Linked DNA regions of Homo sapiens: regions 1 and 2 are each linked to region 3. A link is an interaction called in ENCODE POLR2A ChIA-PET data of the cell type or tissue named here. Cell type or tissue: MCF 10A. All regions are shown on one strand. Region 1 overlaps BCAS1 (brain enriched myelin associated protein 1). Region 2 overlaps BCAS1-AS1 (BCAS1 antisense RNA 1). Region 3 overlaps BCAS1 (brain enriched myelin associated protein 1).

The links. ChIA-PET counts read pairs that join two places held together with the same protein. Peaks named below come from ENCODE experiments on the same cell type or tissue, not always from the same donor. Only the 100,000 strongest peaks of a DNase experiment are listed, where the experiment ranks them.
Region 1: POLR2A ChIA-PET joins it to region 3 with 6 read pairs; 5 of 35 experiments call an interaction of 5 or more read pairs at or near these places.
Region 2: POLR2A ChIA-PET joins it to region 3 with 8 read pairs; 7 of 35 experiments call an interaction of 5 or more read pairs at or near these places.

What each region holds. Positions count from the first base shown.
Region 1 is chr20:54,004,614-54,008,613 of GRCh38, reverse strand. The region is part of intron 4 of BCAS1 (brain enriched myelin associated protein 1); the gene reads left to right. Among named protein-coding and RNA genes, the nearest start is that of MIR4756, 62 kb to the left of the region's middle. In MCF 10A, no CTCF peak of the experiment used is centred here; no DNase peak of the experiment used is centred here.
Region 2 is chr20:53,924,924-53,928,923 of GRCh38, reverse strand. All of the region lies in intron 1 of BCAS1-AS1 (BCAS1 antisense RNA 1), which reads right to left. Among named protein-coding and RNA genes, the nearest start is that of BCAS1-AS1, 11 kb to the right of the region's middle. In MCF 10A, no CTCF peak of the experiment used is centred here; a DNase peak (open chromatin) is centred at 2,163.
Region 3 is chr20:54,059,892-54,063,891 of GRCh38, reverse strand. The region is part of intron 1 of BCAS1 (brain enriched myelin associated protein 1); the gene reads left to right. Among named protein-coding and RNA genes, the nearest start is that of MIR4756, 6.6 kb to the left of the region's middle. In MCF 10A, a CTCF peak has its summit at 948 (motif pointing right); DNase peaks (open chromatin) are centred at 961 and 2,171.

The DNA.
Region 1 (4,000 bases), 55 kb after region 3:
ACACCATTCCAGCAGTACTGGGGCTGCTACCTCATTACTGTCAGGTGGAGGCAAACATCCAGGTTTCTCACCAGCCTCCATTGTTGGGGGGCGGGGGTATACTCCTTATTACTACTGGGTGGAGGCGGGAGTTTTCTGCTCACATGACCTTCACTGATACCACAGTGGAGGTCTCATTACCACTGGCTGACGCTAACTCCACTGGGTCTCTTCTCACACCACCCCAGTGGGGAGAGGGAGGAGCATCTCATTGCTCCTGGGTGGGGTTGGAAGTCCAGGCTCCCCATGTGGTCCCCGCGGACACCATGGTGGGGAGGGCTTATTACCAACCGGTGAGGATGAGAATCCCAGCTCCCTACTTAGCCCCACAGATGCCATCTTGCAGGGGTATTGGGATAACCTATTACGGTCTTGTGAAAGTGGAAGTCTAGGCTCCCCACTTGGCTTTCTCTGGCATGGGAGATGGTGAGACCACAGAATGTCCTGTGGTATTTGGCTGGAGTAGTATGGTCATTGTCTAAAAGTTTTCTGTCTTGCCAGATTGCCCTTTCCTGGTCCTTTAGTCAGAGAGAGTAGGCTTTCGGAAAGGATTTGTGAGTATGTCAGAGCCTATAGGTGTTTCCAGGTTGCTAATTTCTTCAACTCCAAGTCTGGGGTACTTGAGGCAAAAAGAAAACCCAAGGAATTCACCATCGTGTTTTTCCTCGGGTCCTCAGCTGGTCTGCCTTCTCTTCTCCACCTTTCAGAATCCTTTTATGTATGTTTTCTCTATAATGTCCAGGGTTCTTCATTGTCCTTGGTGAGAGGAACAGGAGAAAGTGTGTGTGCCCCATCTTCCCAGAAGCAGAAGTCTTATGTTATTTTTTAATGTCAATCTAAGAAGAAAAAAAAAATATTTCAAAGTAAGGGCTTAAGTTCAAGCTGAGAATTTCACCTGGAAAGGCCATAAAACTCTCACTCAGGAAGAGCCACAGGCAAACCTACTCCTTGCCCTGGGCCGGCAGATCTTGCTCCTCCATAGCTACTGTCTGTCCAAGGCAGGAGACATTACTGCAGTTGGGAAATCAGGGAAGCAGAGAGGCTAGAGAAGATGTCATGGGGCAATGCAGAAAGGCAGCGGGCTCCTGTGTTCCTGGAGTTCTTTTGAACTGTGTCTGCTCCAGTAGGGTTCTTTCTCCAGGTTACGGAAGTACTCACAGCTTTCTTCCTCATTCAGAGGGCGTCCATCATGGCAGATCCTGATGGCCACCTAGATCCATAGGGTCCACTTGATATTTTAGTAATTCCTAGTCCCTTCAGCTGACATCACTGTATTCCATTTTGTTTTGAGAAAGTTCAATAGATATCCCCTGTATGTCTAGCCCTGGAACCACAAAAAAGAATCATTGCCTTGCAGCCCTTTAGGAAACCCAATCAGGACAGGAGCTGCGGGCAACCTAGACATAGCCCCTTTTATTTTCTGTGATGAGCACTGGGGAGCACGTGGGCTGTCAGACCGGAGTAGCTCAGAGCAGTGGACCCAGGCTGGGGATCAGAAGAGCTACCTCCTTGCCTCCACGCCAACTTCAGAGAACCTTGCCTACTGTCTAAGTAGCCAGCAGCCCATCACCTCACCCTCCGTGGCCTTGCCTTTTCTTTTCTCCTTAGCAGCCCTCACCACCTGAGTCATCTGTGAGATGTATTAGTTTATCTGTGTTTTTGTCCACTTCGGTTTTTTCCCTTGTGAGAATTTCAGCTCCCCAAGGACTGTGAGCTGTACTCTCACTGCCTCCATCAGTGGGAAGCACACAGTAGATATTTGATCAAAAATTTCTCTCCTAATCTTTCATGACACCGTAGGCAAGTCCCCAGACTTGCTGTGATTCAAAAGTCCTGTTCAATCCAACTTTTTTTTTTTTTTTTTTGAGATGGAGTCTCACTCTGTCGCCCAGGCTGGAGTGCAGTGGTGCGATCTTGGCTCACTGCAACCTCCACCTCCTGGGTTCAAACAATTCTCCTGCCTCAGCCTCCACCGTAGCTGGGATTACAGGCATGCACCACCACGCCTAGCTAATTTTTGTATTTTTAATAGAGGCGGGGTTTCACCATGTTGGCCAGGCTGGTCTTGAACACCTGACCTCGGGTGATCTGCCTGCCTCGGTCTCCCAAAGTGCTAGGATTACAGGCGTGAGCCACCATGCCCAGCCCAATCCAACTTTAAAACTTTAATCACACATTCATTATAACATTCATCCCAATTCCTGCTAGAACCAAGCTCTGCCTTGACCATGGCCTGAGGTCCTTGCAGTCTGGAAGAAGGGGGACTTGCTTTTTTTCCTCTTCTCGTCCTCCCCTAGTGCATGTGAGTTTAGGGAGGAGGGGTTAAGGGGAAAGGGCTCTAGGCTTTTTGCCTTGCAGATTGTTCTCTCTGACTCTCCATATCTTCTCCGTTGTGGGCATCCACATGATGTTTCTCTTCAGGGAATAGGTGGGGACTTCTCCACTTCAAAATTATGTGATGGAACCCTCTGCTGCTTCTGCTGCTGTTTAGCCCCTTTGCCCTGTGCCCACCATCCTGGTAAGGTAGAGTGAGGCTGCCTGAGCCCAAACACCTTCCATGGCACCTACTCCTTAAATGTCAGTCAACACTTCCTCAGTCTGACTCCAAATTATTGTTATAACCATCTTGCTTTTCATAACCCCCATACCTCTGCTGAACTGAATAACCTGCCCCCTAAACCCTCCCCAAACCCATCCCCACCTCATCTTTTTCTGCATTTCTCACATGCCTTCCTCCATGTCCACTTGACAGAAATTTCTCCATCACCATCCCGCATTCCTCCCTGTTTCTGCGAGTCTACTTGCAACCTATGCTCCATGGCCTTGGGGAAATGCTGCTTCATCTTCAAGTCTCCCTCTCCCTTCTAGTTCAGTCACTCTTGACCTTGGTGCACACTGGAATCACCTGGGGAGGTCTAAAAATATTGACATCTGAGCCTCGCCTCCAAAAAGACTAATGTAATTGGTCGGGGTGGAATCTGGGTATTGGCATTTGTTTAAAAAGCTGCCCAGGTGATTCTAAAATCCAGTTATGCTGAGACCCACTGGGCTGATGAAATTAACTTGTCTTTTTTTTCTTTTTATCTTGAGACAGGGTCTTGCTCTGTCACCCAGGCTGGAGTGCAATGGCACAATCATAGCTCACTGCAGCCTTGACCTCCCTGGCTCAAGCAATTCTCCTGCCTCAGCCTCCCAAGTAGCTAGGACCACAGGTGCATGCCACCATGCCTGGCTAATTTCTGTTTTGTTTTGTTTTGTTTTGTTTTGTTTTTGCTTTGTTTCATAGAGACAAGGTCTCACTATATTGCCCAGGCTGGTCTTGAACTCCTGTGTTCAAGCAATTCTCCTGCATTGACCTCCCAAATTGCTGGGATTACAGATGTGAGCCACTGTGCTTAGCCTCACTTGTCTTTTTATCAGAGTACTTGTCCCTATCTACTGACCTTTATCCACCATAAGGCTCCAAGCATCTAGGAGAGAAGACAGTGTCAGATTCATTTTTGTAAATCTCACAGCTTACCACAGTGCTCAGTAATTAAATTAAACACAATAATAATAGCTAACCATTACTGAATGCTTCCTCTGTACTGCACATTCTCCTAAGTCCTTTATATGGATTATCCCATTTACTCCCTCAACAACCCTAAAAGGCAGGTGCTACTCATCACCCCACTTTTACAAATGAGCAAATTGCAACCTAGAGTTAGGGAAAGTGCAGTACTGCAGAGGTGTAGATGGCAGAGCAGGGATTGGACCTGGGCAGCTGGCCTCTGCACAGCTTGTATGTAGTCACATTGAGGGTTAGGATTTGGGGAGACACAAACTTTAAGTCCACAATACACAGTGAAAGCATAACTTCAGAGCCCATGCTAATGCTGTGTGGCCTCTGCACAGCTTGTATGTAATGTAACTACCCCCACATAGTTACTGAGTGAGGATGAATTCATGAATGGTGCTCCTG
Region 2 (4,000 bases), 130 kb after region 3:
AAAAAAGGCCAGGTGCGGTGGCTCACGCCTGTAATCCCACTACTTTGAAAGGCTGAGGCGGGCGGATAACCTGAGGTTGGGAGTTCGAGACCAGCCTGACCAACATGGAGAAACCCCGTCTCTATTAAAAATACAAAACTAGGCAGAGCACGGTGGCTCACACCTGTAATCCCAGCACTTTGGGAGGCCGAGGCGGGCAGATCACGAGGTCAGGAGATCGAGTCCGTCCTGGCTAACATGGTGAAACCCTGTCTCTACTAAAAATACAAAAAATTAGCCGGGCGCCTGCAGTCCCAGCTACTCTGGAGGCTGAGGCAGGAGAATGGCGTGAACCCAGGAGGCGGAGCTTGCAGTGAGCCGAGATCGCGCCACTGCAGTCTGGCCTGGGCGAAAGAGGGAGACTCCGTCTCAAAAAAAAAACAAAAAACAAAAAACAAAACTAGCCAGGCTTGGTGGTGCATGCCTGTAATCCCAGCTACTCAGGAGGTTGAGGCAGGAGAATTGCTTGAAACCGGGAGGCAAAAGTTGCAGTGAGCCGAGATCCCGCCATTGCTTCCAGCCTGGGCAACAAGACCAAAAACTCCTTCAAAAAAAAAAAAAGATACAAAAAAATTAGCTGGGTGTAGTGGTGTGTGCCCTTAGTCCCAGCTACTCAGGAGGCTGAGATGGGAGGATTGCTTGAGACTGGGAGGCGGAGGTTGCAGGGAGCTGAGATGGCATCACTGCACTCCAGCCTGGGCAACAGAGCAGGGTCACACGTTTGACCTTCAGTGGTCACACGTTTTTGGGTTTTTGTTTTGTTTTGTCTAACAAAAAACAAAAAACGTGTGACCACTGAAGACTAAGCAGGACAGAATATAACTTCGTCATGCACACTCCTGAAGGTTATATTAATAGATTCTGGGTTACTGACTCTAAGTAGCAGAAACTAATCAGCAAAGATAATTCAAGAGGTTACATAAGCAAAAATAATAGTAATAAATAGGAAAAAAGAGATATCGTTTTATTAATGTTGATAAATGCCACACATCCCAAAATACTAAGTCAGGGAAAGAGGACGGGATGTTATGGATAGCCAGCGACAGCTTCTCTGAGGAGGTGACATGGAGCATGAACCTGAAGGACAAAGGGAGCAAGCCCTGGAGGAATCTGAGACAACATCATGGTTTGAAAACACCCACTGTTGTCTTTCTCTTGAGGATCCCCAGGACACGTGAGGATACTAAAGGTTCTGAGAATCCCTGCAGTAAATAACCAGTTGCAAGTTGCTGAGCCCAGTGCCCCTGAACTTATTAAAACCTGTGATTCCACGAATTAGTCATCCTCTTCACAAACTTTGTAAAATATTGGATCAGCGGCCGGGCACAGTGGCTCACTCCTGTAATCCCAGGTATTCAAGACCAGCCTGGCCAACATGGCAAAACCCCATCTCTACTAAAAATACAAAAATTAGCCAGGCGTGGTGGTGCCTGCCTATAGTCCTAGCTACTCGGGAGGCTGAGGCAGGAGAATCACTTGAACCCGGGAGGCAGAGGTTACAGTGAACCGAGATTACGCCACTGCACTCCAGCCTAGGTGACAGAGTGAGACTCCATTTCAAATATGTGTGTGTGCGTGTGTGTGTGTGTGTATATATATACACACGCCCCATATATATATATACATGTATGTATAAGATCAGGAGCCAAATCCCCGGGGAGCACCTATTTTAGATGTGAAGGGAAAAAGCAGATAGAAATTGGTCCAGAGAAAGAGGTGAGCTTCCAGTGCACCCTCCACACAGCGGCCAGAATGAGTCTTTTAAAATTTAAGTCAGATCAGCTCCAAGCCTTCCAATGGAAGAAACGGGGAGAGGAGTTTGGAGGCTGTTGCTGTCACGCAGCTCAGTGATGACTGGAATTTGACTGAGGTGCTGCTGCAGGATGGTGAGGAGTGATCAGATTCTGGATTTATTTAGAAGATGGGGCGGGTGGGGTTTGCTGTTGGACTGGATGAGGGTAGGAGACAAAGGCAGGAGCCCAGGTTGATGATGAAGGACTCGGGGCTCTGAATCAGGAGCGGCTGATTCATGCTGTGTAGTTAGCATTTTGGAAAGGTAGGGGTGTGTGTGTGATGCAGTCAGATGGTAGTCAGGAGCATTTACATACGTGAGTCAACCTGGGAGTGAACTTGTGTCCAACTGAACATGAAGCAATTATTCAAAGTTGGTTTCCGGAATATTCCCAGGGTGAAATAACTTCCTGTGTTTATCACTGCCTTCTCAGTTGAAGTGTTTGCTTGTCTAGTGAACTGAGTTAGCCTTGTCTGTTGAAACTGGCAGTGGTGGGGCATGTAGGAAAAAAAAATTCTATGAAAATCTCAGGGAGCTGACAGACACTTCTAAAAGAAAAGAAAGTGAACAACATTATCCCTGGCCTCTTTTATGAGAGGGGAATTGATTGATTTATTCAATGCCTGATTGAGTATTGCCTATGAGTAAAGATTTAGGGGAGTGATAAATCAGAAAAACACAGAACACCCCAGTATAATGGGAGGGAGCCACTCCAAAGGCCAAATGTCGAGAAAATACTATAGGAGCTGCCACATGCATAACTGTATTGCAGACCCCTGTGTGATATGCTGGAAGTCTTGGTTAAGAACATGGATTCCCACTGAGCTAAGTGGGAGAGCTTGTTCAAGCTAAGACACTGAGCTAGAACATCCTGTCTCAGTTTCTTCACTATAAAATGGGCGTGGTGCTATTATGGTAATAATGGCGTTGTTCTATGGTGATAATACCATCATCATGGAAGTAAATCAGATACAGACACACACTGCTCAGAGCAGTGCCTGGCATCAAGTTAGCACAAAATCAGCATCTGCAACGTTTATTATGACGCTGTTTCAGACATGTATTTTTCTTTATTATGAAACCACAACGTATTTTTAAACGTTAGAGGAGAGAACGGAAAAACAACCATGATAATCCCATTCCCCGGCACAATCTTAATTTTACACAGTCCTTGCAAATATTTTTTACATTGACCATTTCATACTTATGAAAGTAGCTGGCATATAGTAGGCACTCAATTAAATGCTCGCTGGCTGACTCCCCAGTTCAGTGCAAACTATTTTGTTTTATGCTTTGTGTATGTAAAATTATATCAGATATATTTCGCTTTGGTTTCTTTTTCCTCATAAACAACACGATTACAATTTTATGGCTACAAGATATCTCATGGTGTCAGTGTAACAAGCCTTGAATAAGTCATTTTTCTTTTGCTGTACTATTATACGTGGAATTACTACAAACCACACTATTTTAGATAACACCACATTGAACTGTTTTGTACACAGTGTTTTGCCTTTTTTTCTAAAATTTCTTAAGACAACTGTGGAATTTGGAAATAAATACTCTCAGCTAAACTTTTAAGTTATCTGTTAGGTAGCCTAAAAAAGTTAAACCAAAATGAGATTCTTTTTATAAGATCAGGTTGTAATAAAATGAACTTCACAAGATGACAGTCACGTGAACGAAATAGTGACCTCATTTTCATTTTGAAAAGCTGCTTTCCCCTCTTCTGAAAAAGTTGTATTAGAAACGATTCCTCCAATACTCTAGTGATCTTTTATCTGAGATTAATAAAAGATACGAGTATTTTGATGTATTCATTAACAAAAGAACAATAAATTCACCTTTAGTAGGTGTAAGTAAGGAAAGATCTCAGCAGATCTGGTTAACTCTAAGTCTGGCTTTAGAAAGCCACAGTGGGTTGGGCATGGTGGCTCACGCCTGTAATCCCAGCACTTTGGGAGGCCGAGGCGAGTGGATCACCTGAGGTCAGAAGTTCAAGACCAGCCTGGCCAACATGGCGAAACGCTCTGTCTACTAAAAATACAAAAATTAGCCAGGCGTGGTGGCAGGCACCTGTAATCCCAGCTACTCGGGAGGCTGAGGCAGAATTGCTTGAACCCGGGAGGCAGAGGTTGAGGTGGGCTGAGGTCATGCCACTGCCACTCC
Region 3 (4,000 bases):
ACTTTTTCTTTTTCAAAAATGAAAGTTAGCTCTTTCAATTGTACGTTTATCATGAAAAACTCTATCTGATTTATTTTTCTCCTTTTTGAGAAATGGGAGAAAACTATTACAGACAAGAATTACTGTCTGAACTGCCTTGAGCCTCAGTTTTCCCATCTATTAAACGGGGATTTAAAAAAAAGTCTCCACCCAAGTCATTCTGGTTTGCCCAGGGTTTTCCAATTTTAACATAAGAGTCCTGTGTCCTAGAGCATCCTCACTCCTGGAAAAAGCTTGAAGATGGTCACCATCACACTATTTTCTATAGGTGTCTGATCATGAGAATCACTGGGGCATTTGCTAAAAATACAAATTCCAGGGCCCCAAATTGACTTTTCGGTGAGAGGATCACAGGAATCAGAAATGTTGCTGGATTCCTCGGTAGAGTCTCACTACCGGGCACCTGTGGGAGAAACTGGCTTCAAAGAGCAAGGATCATACCCGTGAGAGTCCTACTCATGCTAACTCTTGTGCAGTCCTCTTTATGTGCCAGGCCCTGTTCAGGGCACTTTGCTTATATTCACTGGTTTGACTCCATACCAGCCCCTTGAGATGGAGGCTATAATTATCCCCATTTTTACAGATGAGGAAACTGAGGCCCAGCGAGGCTCAGTGATGCTCAGGGATTCCAAACTCCAGAGCCCACATTCCTATCCTATGTGCTACACTGATGTCTACATAGAGCTTCAGCACTGGGCTGGCATACGGCAAGCTCTCCATACAAGTCATATATGGTTATCATTATTACGAGTTCCAGGACCTTTGGGGCACTGAAGGAGTTGCCATCTTCTTGCCAACTGTGAACAGAAGGCTTCATTGCAAAACATCAAAATGCTTCTTTCAGCCTTCCCAGTTGTTTGGACCTAGTCCTGTAGGCTGAATTCATTTCTGCTAATATTGACATCAGCCAATAGATGGCAGTAACCTTTTGCTTTTGTCCCACCCAGATGAATCCTGTTCTTTAAAAGGTTGATGGACAGGCAGGAGCAATTTCACGACACATGCATTATATCTGCTGGTGGAGAGTGACAATATCTGAATCCAGGTTATCACTGAAAAAGACACGCCATTAGATTTTCCTTCTTTCAGGGCCCTTCACCTTGAAGTGGCCGAGAGGCTACTTAGGGTGTGCAATGATCAGAATAATGTAACCCCAACTCTGTGGGAAGAAAAATCTTCTCTCCTACTTCTGTACACCATGCGTCTTCCAGCACCAAGGTTTTTCATAACCTCAAGTGTTGATTCAAAGTAGCTTTGTTAGGATTGAATTTACATTAAATAGTAAGAGCTTTAAAATAAAGCTTGTAATCCTACTGTTAAAATAATTTTAAAACTTGTTAAAAGCTGAATTTAGATAGAGATACTTTGTGTGTATATATTCTTGCATGTGTATATATGAACGTATGTGTTTGCGCGTATCCTTGACTGAGACATTTAACCTGCGTGCCTCAGTTTCCACACCAGCAAAATTGAAATAATAATACCTCTGTCTTGTTGAATTGCTGCAAAGAGCAAATTAGTTTTACTGCAAATAAAGCTCCTAGAAGTTTCTCAACAGATGGTAAGCACTCACCAAATGTTGTTATTGTTATTACTCTATCATTTCTATGATTTTTTAGAGTTGTTGTCATTGTTTTTATACACAGTAGGCTCAAATCCTGGTAAACTTTCTGTAAAGAGCCAGATAGTAAATATCTTAGGCTTTGCAGGCCATAGGTGTCTGTTGCAACTACTCAGTTCTGCCATTATAGCATGAAAGCCATCATAGACAATATATAAATAAAAGGGCATGACTATCTTCCAGCAAAACTTTATTTATGGATGCCAAAATTTGACTTTCATATAATTTTCATGTGTCACATTCTATGATTCTTCTAATTTTTTTCCAACCATTTATAAATTTAAAACTCATTTTTAGCTCACTGGCCTACTAAAACAGGCAGTGAGCTGAATCCAGCCACCGCTGTTCTTTGCCAACCCTGGTCTTGAGGATTCAATATTATATTATTCATAATGTCCCATTAACAGACAGAAGCGATGATCTGATGCAAGTGTGTGAGTCACGGATTTTATAAATAGAAAATAGCACAAAACAACAAGTGTCCTACATGTTTTAACAGTGCTCAGCTTTATTATGTGGTATGATCAGAAGACATACAAAATCCCCAGATTTGGTTATGTATTAAATTCCTGCAAGAGAACACATGGTGAGATCCATGACCCTTTTTTTGGCCTCCTCAATATCTAATTGCTCAATGCGTCTACTACCAGGGAATAAAAACTCACACCAATGGCGAGAGATCCACAAGAATCCCTGGTGACTCATTGACTCCTTTCAGCCAGAAATCAAAAGTCCTAATTTTTATTCCGAGAGCCACTAGAGCAGATAAGCCAGAAGCTAGGTCTTTGGAGATGGGCTACATTGGAATTACATGTGCAAAAGAACTTTAGGTGGCAAGACAGCAGGCCTTTGGAGTGGCTGCAAGAGTCCTTGTGTAGGGATCAGATATACTAGGAGTCAATTCCTCACTGGATGTTTGCCCTTGGTGGGTCTTGGAGGTTCCATTCCTCCTTTTTAAGGGAAGCTAGTAATATGCAGAACATTCCGGTGGTTAGGAGCACAGCCAGACTGTGTTTGAATCTTGCTCATTAACTGGGTGACCTTTGGAAAATGATTTAACCCCCTCGAGTTTCGGCTACCTCATATGAAGAATGAAATCATGATACCTCTATCTCACAGGAGTGCTATAGGACTACATGAGACAATACAGGTGAAGCACTCCAAAATTAGAGCTTGGAATTGAGAACATGCTAAGTAATGATTTGCTATTATCATCATTATTATTATATATCATACATTATTATAACGAAGCTCTTCAGAGGTTTGGTGATGATGTGGTCATGTACCTAGGTCTGTGCCTCATATGTGAGAGATGCTATCAATCGTTATTCCCTCCATTGACTAACAATAATTAAGCTCCCAGTAAATGCAAACACACTGCTAAGATTAGGAGATACAAAATTGGGTGAAGGTAGACACTGCCTTTGACGTCAGGGTGCTTACAATTTCTTGTGGAAGGGAGACATAAATTAAATATTCAACTTTGCCCTTCACCTATGGGACAATAACCACATTAACAGTCATTTCAGAACCATCCTACCCAGCAGTGCCACAACCTGCCATCTCCCATATGATCCCATCTCACGTAATGTTATTAATTACTTTTATTCGACCAGGCGCAGTGGCTCATGCCTGTAATCCCAACACTTTGGGAGGCCAAGGCGGGTGGATCACATGAGGCCAGGCACTCGAGACCAGTCTGGCCAACATGGTGAAAACCCATCTCTACTAAAAATACAAAAAAAAAAAAAAATAGTCTGGTGTTGTGCCACGCACCTGTTATCCCAGCTACTCAGGAGGCTGAGGCAGGAGAATTGCTTAAACCCAGAAGGCGGAGGTTGCAGTGAGCCGAGATTGCACCACTGCACTCCATCCTGGGCAACAGAGAGAGACTCCGTCTCAAAAAAAAATTACTTTTATTCATAACTTAGAACCCTATGCATTTTTGTTTAATAAGCAGATATGTTTTGCTTAACATGAGCTAGACATTGTTCTAACCACGTCACAAGCATTAACTCATTGGGTCCTTATAGCAGTCTTATGAGGCACAGAGAGGCTAATTAACTCTCCCAAGGACACACAGCTACAAGGGGCAGAGAGAGGATTCATGCCCAGGCAGTCTTGCTCTAGAGTCTGTGGTCATAACCACTGTGCCATGCTGCCTTGAACTATCAGAAACAACCTCGTTTGTGGATTTATTGTTCCTATGTTAACTCTCTCCCTGTGCACCATACTTCAGCTCCATGAAGTCAGAGGGCCTTGCCTGTTTAATTTACAGCTGTAACCCTAGTGCCCAGCCCAGCAACAGGTGCAGAGCTGTGCTCAATAGACACAGTCATA